Linked DNA regions of Homo sapiens: all the other regions are linked to region 3. Evidence: chromatin contacts called from ENCODE Hi-C or POLR2A ChIA-PET data. All regions are on one chromosome and are shown on one strand. The core of a region is the stretch at or near the end of the contact, and the rest is flanking DNA. Distances in the headings are between cores, read along the strand shown.

Evidence for each region. Hi-C counts contacts between places; a loop is a spot of excess contacts on that map. ChIA-PET counts read pairs that join two places held with the same protein, here RNA polymerase II (POLR2A). Pooled maps may share reads with other maps.
Region 1: a pooled map shows a loop between it and region 3 (2.0-fold over the local background). The contact joins the promoter of PAK6 here to the promoter of IVD in region 3. A Hi-C loop is called at or near these places in 1 of 168 maps with a recorded cell type or tissue (astrocyte of the cerebellum) and 1 of 50 pooled maps. POLR2A ChIA-PET finds 5 or more read pairs at or near these places in 5 of 52 experiments (AG04450, BJ, MCF 10A and 2 more).
Region 2: a pooled map shows a loop between it and region 3 (10-fold over the local background). The contact joins the promoter of BUB1B here to the promoter of IVD in region 3. A Hi-C loop is called at or near these places in 1 of 37 single-sample maps with no recorded cell type and 8 of 50 pooled maps. POLR2A ChIA-PET finds 5 or more read pairs at or near these places in 3 of 52 experiments (K562 and activated CD4-positive, alpha-beta T cell).

The regions. Positions count from the first base shown.
Region 1 is chr15:40,236,342-40,240,764 of GRCh38, reverse strand. PAK6 (p21 (RAC1) activated kinase 6) reads right to left here and starts at 1,702. Exons shown (of 11, transcript NM_001395430.1): 1 at 963-1,702; 2 at 84-166. All of the region lies in intron 1 of BUB1B-PAK6 (BUB1B-PAK6 readthrough), which reads right to left. It overlaps LOC107984763 (a long non-coding RNA gene), which reads left to right and starts at 1,064. Exons shown (of 3, transcript XR_001751506.2): 1 at 1,064-1,280.
Region 2 is chr15:40,158,078-40,162,385 of GRCh38, reverse strand. It overlaps BUB1B (BUB1 mitotic checkpoint serine/threonine kinase B), which reads right to left and starts at 1,317. Exons shown (of 23, transcript NM_001211.6): 1 at 1,131-1,317. The coding sequence starts at 1,165. RefSeq lists enhancers at 162-926, 934-1,063, 1,084-1,183, 4,057-4,308.
Region 3 is chr15:40,402,721-40,407,132 of GRCh38, reverse strand. It overlaps IVD (isovaleryl-CoA dehydrogenase), which reads right to left and starts at 1,338. Exons shown (of 12, transcript NM_002225.5): 1 at 1,162-1,338. The coding sequence starts at 1,305. RefSeq lists enhancers at 1-133, 3,423-3,522.

The DNA of each region.
Region 1 (4,423 bases), core at 453-2,952, 170 kb after region 3:
CAGGTGGGAGGCAGCCTGGACACCTTGGCACCCCCGTCCCTAGCCCAGGAATCCGGAGCACGCAGCGGCAGTGGGGACCTTACCGTGGCTGCTCCTTCTGGGCAGCGGGGTCCTGCGTTCTCCACTGCAGGCTGGTGCTTGTCTCTAGCCCAGGAAGCGGCACTCCCTTCAGGCAAAATAGAAAAAAAAAAAAAAAAAAAAAGGAAAAGAAAACCTCAGTGCTTTTCTCACCCAGCCTCTTCTCTTGAAGGCTCCTGGTTGGTATTGTCCTGCCACTGTGGGCACACAGCCTCCCTCCCTCTGGCAGCTTACTCACTGGTGCCCGCAAAGCTGCCAGCTGTGTGGGGGAGAAGGGACCTCCCCCCTCCTCCTGACACACACTGGGGCATGCCCTGTGGGGACCAGGGGCTTGAGGGTGGCACCCGCTGGGTCCTGATCATGGGGAAGCCGTACCCTGGCCAGCACCCTTCTCACTGAATGTGTCCCTGTGAGCTCAGCAGAGACGCACATGGGTGCTGACTGGCCCTGCATAAGAGAGTGACATGGTTCTTGGTAGGAAGCTGTTTCCTTGGTACCCAGGCCTGCCAGAATGAAGGGGCAGCTGATGGGCTGTCCAGCCCCCCAGTGATGGGCTCTCACCCTGGCCAGCCCCTCCGGACGGCTTCCTACCTGGGCATCTTGCTGTGTCTCTGTCCTGTGCACCCAGACAGGGCCTGGGCCTGCCGGGGCTGGCAGCTGCTCCTCACCCTGCTCAGGCCGTGTGTCTGGCGTCCCCTCTCCCTGACGCCCATCTCAGGGCCTGCGCCCACCCAGCATCAGTTAGGATAAACTCCTGTCAAGCCCCCAGCCAGCTCTCTGCTGGACCCAGCTGCTGTCCCCAGCAGGGGGACGGCACACACACTGGCTTACACACTCTCGCACTCACACACACGTGGGTCCACACCCAACACAGAGCCACCTACCTGCCCAGGCCAGCCTAAGCCAATCCAGCCTCGCTCTCCAAATGCCACTCCGACCCCAGAAGCCACTCCTTTACCGAAACATCCCCGTGGGAGATGAGTTCAGAGCCAGCCCGGGAGGACTCCAGTCAGCTCGGACAAGACTGCCCTTCTGTCCCAACACCTCCAGAGGACACACACAGGCAGCCTGACCACCATATCTGCTATTGCACTCTGCCTGCTGCCACAGCCCCCCGGGCACTTCTGGCCCCCACAGCGTCTTCCATATCTTTAGGGGGTGGCAGCAGACTCACAGCAAGTCCCATCTTCCTGGAGCCCAAGGTAGGGAGGGGAGAGCTAGAAGGGGCGGGACTCAGGTGCAGCTCCAAGTTTCCAGCTCCCAAAATAATCAGATGCAAAGGAGAAGCAAGAACAGCTCGAGGCGGGCGGTGACTCAGTGCTAGTGGGCCGGCTTAGTCACCTGGATGGCTGCTGGCGGCTCCTGGCACATCAGGACGGGAGCAGCGCCCTCCCCCACCTGCCTGGACCGTGGCTGTCTCCAGAGTGTGGCCGCCGAGCCCCGCGCCCAGGGCTGCCTGGCAGGCGAGGCCGCTCCACCCCGCTCCCGCCCATCAGGGCCCAGCGGCCCCGGCTGCGGCGCGCCCCTCCTCCACCGCGCGCCCCGGCTCACTTTGGGATTTCTCCATTAAATCCTCAGGCATCGACCTGCTCGTTTGGGGCGCCGAGCTGCTCCAACGTTGCTTGGCAATTTTGATATCGTCGGGGGTTGCCATGGGGAGGAAGGTGATGTCATTGACACAAAAAACCCACTGAATTTACAAATCAGCTGGGGCTGGAGCTATTTATAAAAACACGTTTTTATCTGCCTTTCTTTGCTGAAGGGGAGGAGGAGGAAGGGCTGCCTGCCGGGCTCAGGGTGAGCCTCCCTGCTGTCCTTCCTACCCTTGCCCTAGAGAAGCCAGACCTCCTTGGCTCACCCCCACCCCCACCCCCCAGAACTTGGAGCTGCGCATTCAGATCTGGCAGGTGCTGGTCTCAGCTGGTTTTGCTTCGAAGGCTGAGAGTGGCACATGGGATGTAAGGCAGGGTGGGTGCTGGCTTCCTGGGCTGGCAGGGACCAGAAACCAGTTACTCAACCGGGTCCCTTTATTTCATTGCCCCTGGTCAGAAACAGAGGCATTTGCTGGTGAGGCAGCTTGAGCTCCTTGATGTGCCCCCCTGCCAGCTCCCCGGAGCGCCAGGTGGAGCCCAGCCTTCCACAGTGCCCTCCCCATCCCTAGCCTCAGTGTCTCCTCCACTGGCTTCTTTTCTTCTCCTAGTGTCCAATCGTGGGCTGCCCAAGCTCCAGGCTTGGTCCCCTGCTCATCTCTCCCCACACTCAGCCACCACTCCATCAAAACACCTTTTTTCTGTGGCTTTGACCATCACCTGGGCAAATGCTTGCCCGAAAACCCATTTTGTGCCTGCCCCACTTCAGGCGCCACCTCTGATGGCCCAGCTCCCACTGCCAGGACCCACTAGCTATTGACAGCCAGAGGGAAGCCTGGGAGTTCTTGCCTCTTCCCGTCCCCCAGTCCCTTATATCCAAGGTGGCACTTGGCTCTACATTTTATTTTTGAAAACTTTCTAACTTTCTTCTGTAGCGAAGCCATGTGGTGTTTGGTTAAAAGTCCAGGCTGTGAGTCTTCAGTCTTCCGCATCTCAGCTCCACTGTTCATCAGTTGAGTGACCTTTGGCATGTTATTGAACCAATTGAACTTCAATTTCCTCATCCATAAAATGGGGATGATTTCACCTGCCTCACAGGGCTGTGGAAATTAAAGGAATAAAGTTTCTGGCACAGAGACTGCTCATCTTGATCCCAATAAACATTAGTTTTTATCCACCCCTCCACTGATGGCAGATTAATCTTCCCAAATCATGACCCTAGGCACCTTCTGTGCAAAGGTCTCAAGCTGCATGCGTAGACATTTTGATTGAACGCAGTGTTAGATGTCATGGCATTAAACATAAGAATTTCAATTTGTGGCCAGGCACAGTGGCTCACGCCTGTAATCCCAGCACTTTGAGAGGCTGAGGCGGGTGGACCATGAGGTCAAGAGATTGAGACCAGCCTGGCCAACATGGTGAAACCTCATTCCACTAAAAATACAAAAATTAGCTGGGCGTGGTGGCACATGCCTGTAATCCCAGCTACTTGGGAGGCTGAGGCAGGAGAATTGCTTGAACCCGGGAGGCGGAGGTTGCAGTGAGCCAAGATTGTGCCACTGCACTTCAGCCTGCGCGACAGAGCGAGACTCTGTCTCAAAAGAAAAAAAAAGTTCAATTTGTGGTCAATATGAAACATTTTCCCTTTAACTAGGTTATCAGTTCCTTTTGGAGAGGAACTCTGTATTTTTCTTCTTTTTGTATCTCAATGTAATTTTGTGTGTAAACTTATAAATAATCCACTTCTGCTCTGTCTCACTAAGGAATGATCCAGGAAATGCAAACTAAAACAAAAGGGATATACCACTCCCTGTCATTATACAGTGAAAAAAAAATGGCAGGTGGGAGAGTGAATTGGTACAGTCTTCTTGGAGGGCAATTTTACAGTCTTGACCAAAATTTCAAAATGTGTATGTACTTGATCCAGCAAATGCACTTCTAGGAATCCAAGTTAAGAAATAGTTGCACATCGGCCTGAAGATATTTGTATAAGAATATTCATGGTAGCACTGTTTGTAACTGCAAAGAATTTGAAGCCACCAAAATGTGCATCAATTGGGCAGATTAATTGGGTGACAGATCTATACAGGATGGTACATCCCCATGCAATGAAGTATCTGCAGCCTTAAAATGAATGAGTTTTGTCAGTCGGTATGTATGTACCAGCTATGTGTGTACCGGTATGCATGTACATACGTATGTATGAGGAAGGATGACCACGATAGTTGAGCAAAAAGACCAGGTTTATCAATGTTAACTTGAAAATGAGATGGCATAATCTCATATAAGTTTTTTTATTTAAAGATATTTCTATATCTGTATGTTTAAACCGCAAACTGTCAATGTGGTTATCCTTGGAAATAGGAGTGGTGGTGAGAGGGGTCTTTCACTTTGGACTTTTTACACTCTTGCATTGTTTCAGTGAACATGTACTGTTGTATTTAAACAATACAAAAGTAAAAATAAAGGAATGTATGTTTTTAAAACTAATAATAGGCCAGACGCAGTGGCACACGCCTGTAATCCCAGCACTTTGGGAGGCCGAGGTGGGTGGATCACCTGACGTCAGGAGTTCGAGACCAGCCTGGCCAACATGGCGAAACCCCGTCTCTACTAAGAATACAAAAATTAGCTGGGTGTGGTGGTGGGCACCTGTAATCTCAGCTACTCAGGAGGCTGAGGCGGAGAATTGCTCGAACCCGGGAGGTGGAGATTGCAGTGAGCAGACTGTGCCATTGCATTCCAGCCTGGGCAAC
Region 2 (4,308 bases), core at 68-2,567, 240 kb after region 3:
AAACCTTCCAATGACTTTTGATTACAACTAGAGTAAAAGCTAAGTCCTTACAATCTGCATCTTCACCATTTTTACATAATATCCTTTTACTCTTCTAGTTAATTCTGCTCCAGTGACAATGGCCTTGGACATGCCAGGTGCAACTTCCTCCCCTAGCTCTCACCCTCAGCCTTTGTACTCTCCTCAGATATAGAACCTCTAGCTTTTGAGATTCCTTCAAGTCTTGACCAAAGTGACATCTCCTCAGTGAGACTCCAGTGTTCAAGTTAAATTGCACCAATCCCCACCCCCAATATTCACTACACCCAGTTGCTTTATTATTTTTTTTAGTACTGACCACATCTCCACCTAACAGTTTGTCTTTATTGTCTGACTCCCCCACCTTCATCCCATGCCAGAACTTAAGCTTCATGAGGGTTGAGATTTTTGTGTCTGTATATTTGCTGCACTCAGAGCTTAGCCAAAAAAATACTTGTTACATGAATGAAAGAGCCCATGACATAGCACTTATCTAGGTATTGCGGGCACCACAGTGAAAACACATACAGATTTCCAACCTAGAACTGCAATATAGTTTTTTTAATACAAGGAAAAGCCGCAAACATGCAGAAAAAGGCTTTTAGATCTCTATGTTATTGGCATAATTTAGATCTCTATGATATTGGCTAAAGGCTTTCAGATCTCTGTGCTATTGGCATAGCACCTGCCATTTGTTGAGCGCTTATTTGGAAGCAGTTACTTAACAAATACTTTGAATTCCCCCAGAACCACGTAAGGCAGCATTAACATCAGCATTTTCCATACAAACGATTTGCCCAAGGTCAAACAACTAGCAGGTGGCTGAGCTGAGTTACAAACAGACAACATTGCAACTTCCAAACTCTTTGTTCCGCTGGGGTCCCGCAGCCTTCTTCGCTTTGAAGCTGGATGCGGCAGGATTCGCACGTGCCCTCAGTCCACTGCGTTTTCACCTCCACCTCCGGCATTCTACTCCAAAAGGAAGGAGGCTCCGGTGGGGTCTGTTCTGACGGTGCCGATCTCCCCCTCGACTGCTCCGAGCGGAGCCTTCTATTACCTACCAGGCCGTGTCCTCTCAGGCCCAGCCCCCAGCAGCTTTCTCCCGTACCTACCTCAGAGCACCCCCTTCCTTCTTCACCGCCGCCATCCTGCATTCCTGGCTCAGGTCCTCGTCCTGCTGCAGGCCTTTCCTCTGGGCCACAGACCGCCTGGGCTTTCTTCCGCAACCTGCCCTCGGAGCTACAGAAGCGACCAAGGCACGTACACGACTCCCTAACAAACCGGCCACCTCAAGCCCACACCCCTAGCCGCCAAGTTTCAAATTTAACGGTCCCGCGCGGTCGACGTGGCCACGCCCCTCCGCTCCTCCGTGCTCTCGCGTCTCGCCCAAGGCATTCTGGGGCTTGTAGTTTATGCCTGTTTAGTCCGCGAACTCGCGGTGCATAATGGGAATTGTAGTTTTTGGGATTCAATGGCCGTGGAAGTGCAGCAGGCTTAGGCAAAACAAATACCCCCAGGTGCTGTCTTGAGTCGCGGCTCGAAGCCGAGTCTCTGAGCCGAGCGAGGAACACTTAAAGCACCAGAACTTCTTTGCTGTTTTGAGTGTTGGGAGATGTCTCTGAGTGCTTGCACTTGGCGTGACTCTTGTAGGGTGACTACCCCTGCTGTCTGCCCCAAATCTCACCCGTCCGGAGTTCTTAGGCCACTGACCTAGCTGTTTCCTGCCCCACCCTTGAATTCAAAAAGCTGGATTCTAGTTCTGTAAAATCATACCAAATGTGCAACCTTAGGCAAGCTACATAATCTTTCTGACCATCAGTTTTCCTCATCTATAAAGTGATGATACTGTCTTGCTTTCTCTTCTGCTCAGTCCACAAGCAGTAAACACAGCCATGCTATGGTTCCCAAGGTGTTACCTCTTTTCCCCTTCAGGGGACTAGCCTTGACTGACATTAAACTGTTTGTTGCAATTTCAATTTTCTGAGGAAGAAATTGTGATAGCTCAGATGTGACCAGGGGAGTAGAGTCTTTTTGTTTGTTTGGTTGGTTGGTTTTGTTTTAGAGACAGGGTCTTCTTCTTGCTCTGTTGCCCAGGCTGGAGTGCAGTAGCCCCATCATGGGGCTACTGCATTCCAGCCTCCAACTCCCGGGGTCAAGTGATCCTCCCACCTCAGCCTCCGCAGTAGCTGCGATTACAGGCATTAGCCACCTTGAGGAAGGAACAGGGTCATTTAAGAAAGCCCAGGTACAGGGGAGTTCTCCTTTATGACTGTGGGGATGGTCAGAGAGGTGGCACTTCCCAGAGGCAGATGCTGAGGATACTGTCCACTACCCTCTGGTTCTTAGTTCCCAGCTTTCTGTCTTTGTTCATGTTATATAAGTCCTTCTTTCCTCTGAATCATCAGGACTCTTGATTCCAAAGAAGTAGAAATCCAACTTAAATCGGCCTACTCAGAAAAGGGAATTTACTGTCTTTTATATATAAAAGACTTCAGATAAAGCTTAACCCAGGACTCATGTGGACTGGGCCTCTCTCCATTTCTCGCCTCTACTCTTGTTGTTGGCTTATTGTCATTCTCCATTGGGTAACAGATTCACGACTTTATCCTTACAGGTTCAAATTCAGACTTAGGAGTCACCCTGCTTAACCCCTTCCTCCCAAACAGTCACTGGGGATAGTGGATTCAGGGCTTTGATTGTTCAGAACCAAGTCATGTGTTTCACCTTGGGACTGAGAGAGGGGAAGGGGTGATTCCTCATAGGAAATTTTGGTTACTCTTTACATCAAAGTCCTCCACATCCAGGAAGCTTTCCTGGATCATATGAGGTGTGGTGCGTGGGATTCTCTCACTGGCTCATTTTATCTCTTACCTTATGTCAGTACTGGCCTAGCACTTCATTTTCTTTCAACAGGGTGTCCTGTTCATATCTACAGCTTCTCAATTTTGACTATTTCCTACAAACAATCTTGGAAACGTAGTGTTTGGTCTTTTGATCTCAGTCTTTCCTATAACCTAGTCGGATTCCCCATAAACTCTGCTACGATGTAGAATGCATTCAGGCTAAACCCCTTGCTTGTTTCACTACGGGAAAAGAAGGAGGTAGGTAAAACAAAACTCCAAAATGTATGACAGAAGGTACTCTGTGGTTTAATTTGGAAAATGAGTTTTTAGGGATGTCCCATGAACTGATGGGTGGAGCTCCCAGCAAGCAAGGTTTGCCTTTGAGGAAGAGGAATGCTGAAAGCAGCAGGGTTTGTCTGTGGACTTGGGGGAACTGGAGTGAGTGGGGCACAGGATATCCACCTTGGATTGTGACCCTTTGTTGGCCTGGTCCCAAGGACTTACGGTTTTGTGGAGTGAGGGCCTGAGGCAGTGGCCTTAAGAGCTGGTTCTATGTACTTTGGAAGGCTGAGGCGGGCGGATCACTTAAGGTCAGGAGTTCAAGACTAGCCTGGCCAACATGGTGAAACCCCGTCCTACTAAAAATACAAAAATTAGCTGGGTGTGGTGGTGCATGCCTGTAATCCCAGCTACTCCGGAGGCTGAGGCAGGAGAATCGCTTGAACCCGGGATGCGGGGGTTGCAGTGAGCTGTGATCATGCCACTGCACTCCAGCCTGGGCAACAGAGTGAGACTGTCTCTAAAAAGGAAAAAAAAAAAGCTGGTTCAGTGTGATGCCAGCCTCCAACAGCACTGCCTTCGTGCCCAGGCGCCGAGGGCACAGCCTCACTTGGCCATTCTGAGAGCACAGGGAGGCCCTCCCTGGAGCCAGACATCAGCACCCCACAGTGGACACCAGCAGAAGCAAGATGTCCTCCAGTAGCCTTGGAGACAGAGGCCATCAACCAGAGAGAGCTTGAGCAGGACAGGAGGAACATGGCAGATGCTCTGAAAACACCCAGACCACCTAGGGAAGGCTTCAAAAGGAGGGACTCATTCAGTGCCACACATACAGTTGCATAAATATTGCTGCATCCGAGAGTGCCTGTCACGCAAATGGGGACATTTTTCTGCTTTTTCTACTCAGAGAAGGCACCTTCAAAAGTGCCCAGAGAGGCCTCCTCTCTCTAATTCACACAAAGCCCTGTGTGCAGCGGCCCTGGGGCCCTATGGAAGAGCCAATGGGATTCTCCTGACTAGTGCATGTGACTCCATAGGTCTGAGGCCTGAGGAAATGGGTTACATAATGTTCTGTCCTTATTTCAGGAGGTGACAATTCTAAGATAGCTGAATGGGGGTAGGGATGGCTCCTGGCAGAGCCAATCCATTGTGGGGACACTTGCAGGAG
Region 3 (4,412 bases), core at 89-2,588:
CCAGCACTTTGGGAGGCCGAGGCAGGAGGATCACCTGAGGTTGGGAGTTTGAGACCAGCCTGACCAACATGGAGAAACTCCGTCTCTACTAAAAACACAAAATTAGCCGGGCGTGGTGGTGCATGCCTGTAATCCCAGCTACCTGGGAGGCTGAGGCAGGAGAATCACTTGAACCCGGGAGGCGGACGTTGTGGTGAGCGGAGATCGCGCCATTACACTCCAGCCTGGGCAACAAGAGTGAAACTCCGTCTCAAAAAAAAAAAAAAAAGAAAAAAGAAAAGAAACTCCTCTTGCCAGGAAAGCTTGAGAATAGGGATTGAACCCTTTCCACTTGAGGTGGTTCACGGAAGCTCTGAGCGCTCGCTGGCTATAAACATAAACTACGGAGTTGCTGGGAGGCTCATACCTCCGCCAACTCCATCCAGCCTCCAAGTGAAACCTCAGGAAGGACTCTGGTTCTGCTCCATTTGTAAATACTACTTCGTCTTCTTTTCTATTTTTTATGAGATGGGGGTCTGGCTATGTTGCTTAGGCTGATCTCAAACCCCTGAGCTCAAACAATCCTCCCACCTCGGCCTCCCAAAGTGCTAGGATTACAGGTGTGAGCCACGGCGCCTGGCCTCCAACTACTTCTTTCAAGTACTTGTTCAACTTTTGTGTTTTGACCCAATGGGCTGAAGAGCGACAGGAGAGCTCACTGTGGCTTTTTAAAACCCCCAAACTGTTTATACAAAAAAGACTCCCTGGTGATTACGATGACCACCCAGGTGTGAGAAGCATACCTCAGCCTGTTCAGGTGTAAGTGAACTACATACAGATTGAGGGCCCTTGTGCCACAAGCGGTAGGTAGCCTGGCCAATCCTCCACCAAAACACCATCAGTCTCTCAGGAGCTCTCCCAGCCTCGACTCCTCCTCTCTACTTCCAGCAGTACTGTCCCACGGTCTCAAATCTTCACTCCACAGACGTGAGGCCGAGGTCAGAGGACTGGACCCGAGGTCGGAGGCCCCGCGTCCCGCCCCCGCGCTGGCGCTCCCAACGGCCCACGGGCAAAAGCCAAGGCTGGGTGGGCGCTGGGCCGATGGGGACCAGGCAGGAAGGAGGCCTTGGGGACCAGGCAGGAAGGAGGCCTTGGGGCCAGGAAGGGGGTCAGTCTCCTCACCTGCCTCTGCTCCTCGCTTAGCCCATTGATTGCATCGTCCACGGGCAAAAGCGAGTGGGCCCGCTGGGAAACGAAGCCGGCAAGCGGCGGCCGCAGCCTCCAGCTCGCCACACGCCACCCCAGCAGCCGAGTCGCAGTCGCCATCTCTGCCATGCACGAAGAGCCAGCGCTGAAACTGAGCCAGCTCTTAGCTCCACCAATCCAGGCTTCGCCGCCCACCAAACCGGCTAGGGGGTGGGCTGCAGCAGCCAATCACCCTAGGCGGCCCGCCGAAGGCGTTGCTGCCCTTGGACCGCACCCGAGCCAATCAACCGTGATCGCCTGCCAGCTTCCAGCCAGTGCAACGGCCGCAGGCCGAGTGGCCCTGCCCCGAACGCTGCAAATGCTGGCGTGCTCCCTAGGATGAGTGTTTTTAGCGGGGTAGAAGAGCAAGTGTTTTTTTCTTTTTATCTCCCTGCGTTGAAATAGCAGCCCCTAACTGCGGAAATCTCTCTGTGGGAAAGCAGAGTGTGGAAACAGCAATCAGAAAACTGCCCACGTACCCAGTAAATTGGTCAAGCATCTCTGGAATAATTAAGATCGGAAAAGTAGTGCTTGCTCTAACGTGCACACTGATCATAACAGAGTACATCTTGCTTTATTATATAACAAGGTTTGTAGATTTAGATTCATGTTTTATGGGAAAGGGGTTATTAAGGAGTAGCTGCCTTCTAGATTGGAGATGCGCCTCGATTTACAGTGGGGTTACTTCTCGATAAACCCATCATAAATGGAAAATATTGTAAGTCAAAAATGCACTTTGAAAATACACTTAGGCCGGGCATGATGGCTCACACCTGTAATCCCAGCACTTTGGGAGGCCGAGGCGGGTGAGTCACCTGAGGCGGAGAGTTTTAGACCAGCCTGGCCAACATGGAGAAATCCTGTCTCTACTACAAATACAAAAATTAGCTGGGCGTGGTGGTGCATGCCTGTAATCCCAGCTACTCAGGAGGTTGAGGCAGGAGAATCGCTTGAACCCGGGAGGTGGAGGTTGCGGTGAGCTGAGATCACGCCATTGCACTCCAGCCTGGGCAACAAGAGTGACACTCCGTCTCAAAACAGAAAACAAAAAAACACCTAACCTACCAAACATCATAGCTTAGACTAGTGGACCTTAAACGTACTTGGAACACTTATAATAGCTTATAACGGCACAATCATGTAACACAAAGCATATTTTATAAGACAGTGTTAGATATCATTTATTGAATATTGTACAGTTTCTATTCAATGTCTATCACTTTCACACCATCATAAAGTTGAAAAATCTTAAGTTGAACTATTGTAAGTTGGGGACCATTTGTATTTAATATGTGTTAAATATTAAATAGTACATATTTACGTATTATACTATATATTAAATAAGATGTATTAAATAGGCTGGGCATGGTTGCTCATGCCTGTAATCCTAGGACTTTGGGAGCTTAGGTGGGAAGATCGCTCGAGGCCAGGAGTCCAAGACCATCCTGTGCAACATAGGGAGACCCTGTCTCCACAAAAAATTTGAGAAAACAAACAACAACAAAAGATGTATTAAATAGTAAATAGTATGTATTTAATACACCAGAATAATAGCAGTCAGGACTTAGAAACACGGGTTCGGGACACAGGGAAAGGAAGAGTGGTGAGGGGAAAGAGGGGAGCTGATGGAATTAAGTCTCTATCCCCTCTCCACTTGCTCTATTTTCCTCCTCCATGTTGTGTCAATGTTATTTTTAAAATTTAATTAATTAATTAGAGATGGGGCCGGGGTGGGGGTGGGCAGTCTCACTATGTTGCCCAAGCTGATCTTGAACTCCTGGGCTCATGTGATCCTCCTGTCTTGGCCTCCCAAAGTGCTAGGATTACAGGCATGAGCCACGGAACCCAGCCAAGTCAATGCTCTTGAACAACTCATCTCAGGTTGGTACCCTGAGTCCAGGAGTCTATGCAATCCCACTACATAGCTGTGGGACTTTCGGCAAGTTTCTTAGATCTTTTCAGTCACTGTTTCATCATCTTTAAAACGAAAATGATACCAACCAACTTTAAGGCTACTATGAGGAATAAAAGAGATTGCATACTTAATGATTCAGCACAGTACTTGGCACATTGCTCTCATTTTTAGATCATTCATACCACATCCAACTTCCCTGCACCCATTCCTCAGCTTCTAACTCACCCCCTCACCATAATTTGAAGTACTACTGAGAAGTTAACACCCGATCATAGCACTGCTTTTTTGTTGTTGTTGTTGTTTAAGACGGAGTCTCACTCTGTCGCCCAGGCTGGAGTGCAGTGGCGCCATCTCGGCTCACTGCCAGCTCCGCCTCCCGGGTTCACACCATTCTCCTGCATCAGTCTCCCGAGTAGTTGGGACTACAGGCGCCTGCCACCACGCCTGGCTAATTTTTTGTACTTTTAGTAGAGACGGGGTTTCACCGTGTTAGCCAGGATGATCTTGATCTCCTGACCTCGTGATCCGCCCACTTTGGCCTCCCAAAGTGCTGGGATTACAGGCGTGAGCCACCGCGCCCGGCCGCTTTTTTTTTTTTTTAAATCAGGTTGAAATTAAATTTTTTTTTTTTTTTTTTTGAGACAGGATCTCTGTCACCTAGGCTGGAGCACAGTGGCACAATCATGGCTTACTGCCATGACTGGACTCAAGCAATCCTCTGGCCTCAGCCTGCCAAGTAGATGGGACTACAGGCACATGCCACCGGCCTAATATATACATCTATACACATATACATACATATATATATATATGTATGTATATTGTAGAGATGAGGGTCTCACTATGTTACCCAGGCTGGTCTCAAATTCCTGGCCTCAAGCAATCCTCCTGCCTTGGCCTCCCAAACTGCTTGGATTACAGGCATGAGCCACTGTACCAGCCCACCTTTATTAGTTTCTTAAATATTCCACAGTTTTATGTAAATACAAGCAATTATGAATATATATTCTTCTTACACTTAACAATGTATCTTGGAGATCTTGGCATATCACTATGTTAAGAGCGTCCTCTTTTTTCTTTTTTTAAAGACTATTCCATTGTATAGATACAACTTAGTTTTTCTTCTTATGAATGAGGTGGAGGATTTTTTCATACCGAAAGCCCTTATTTTTCTGTGGACTGTCAGATCATGTCCTTTGCCTATTTATGTGTTGCACTGTTGGCACTTTTCTTAACTCAAACCTACAATAAATGTGTAGGTTCACTGGAAAAG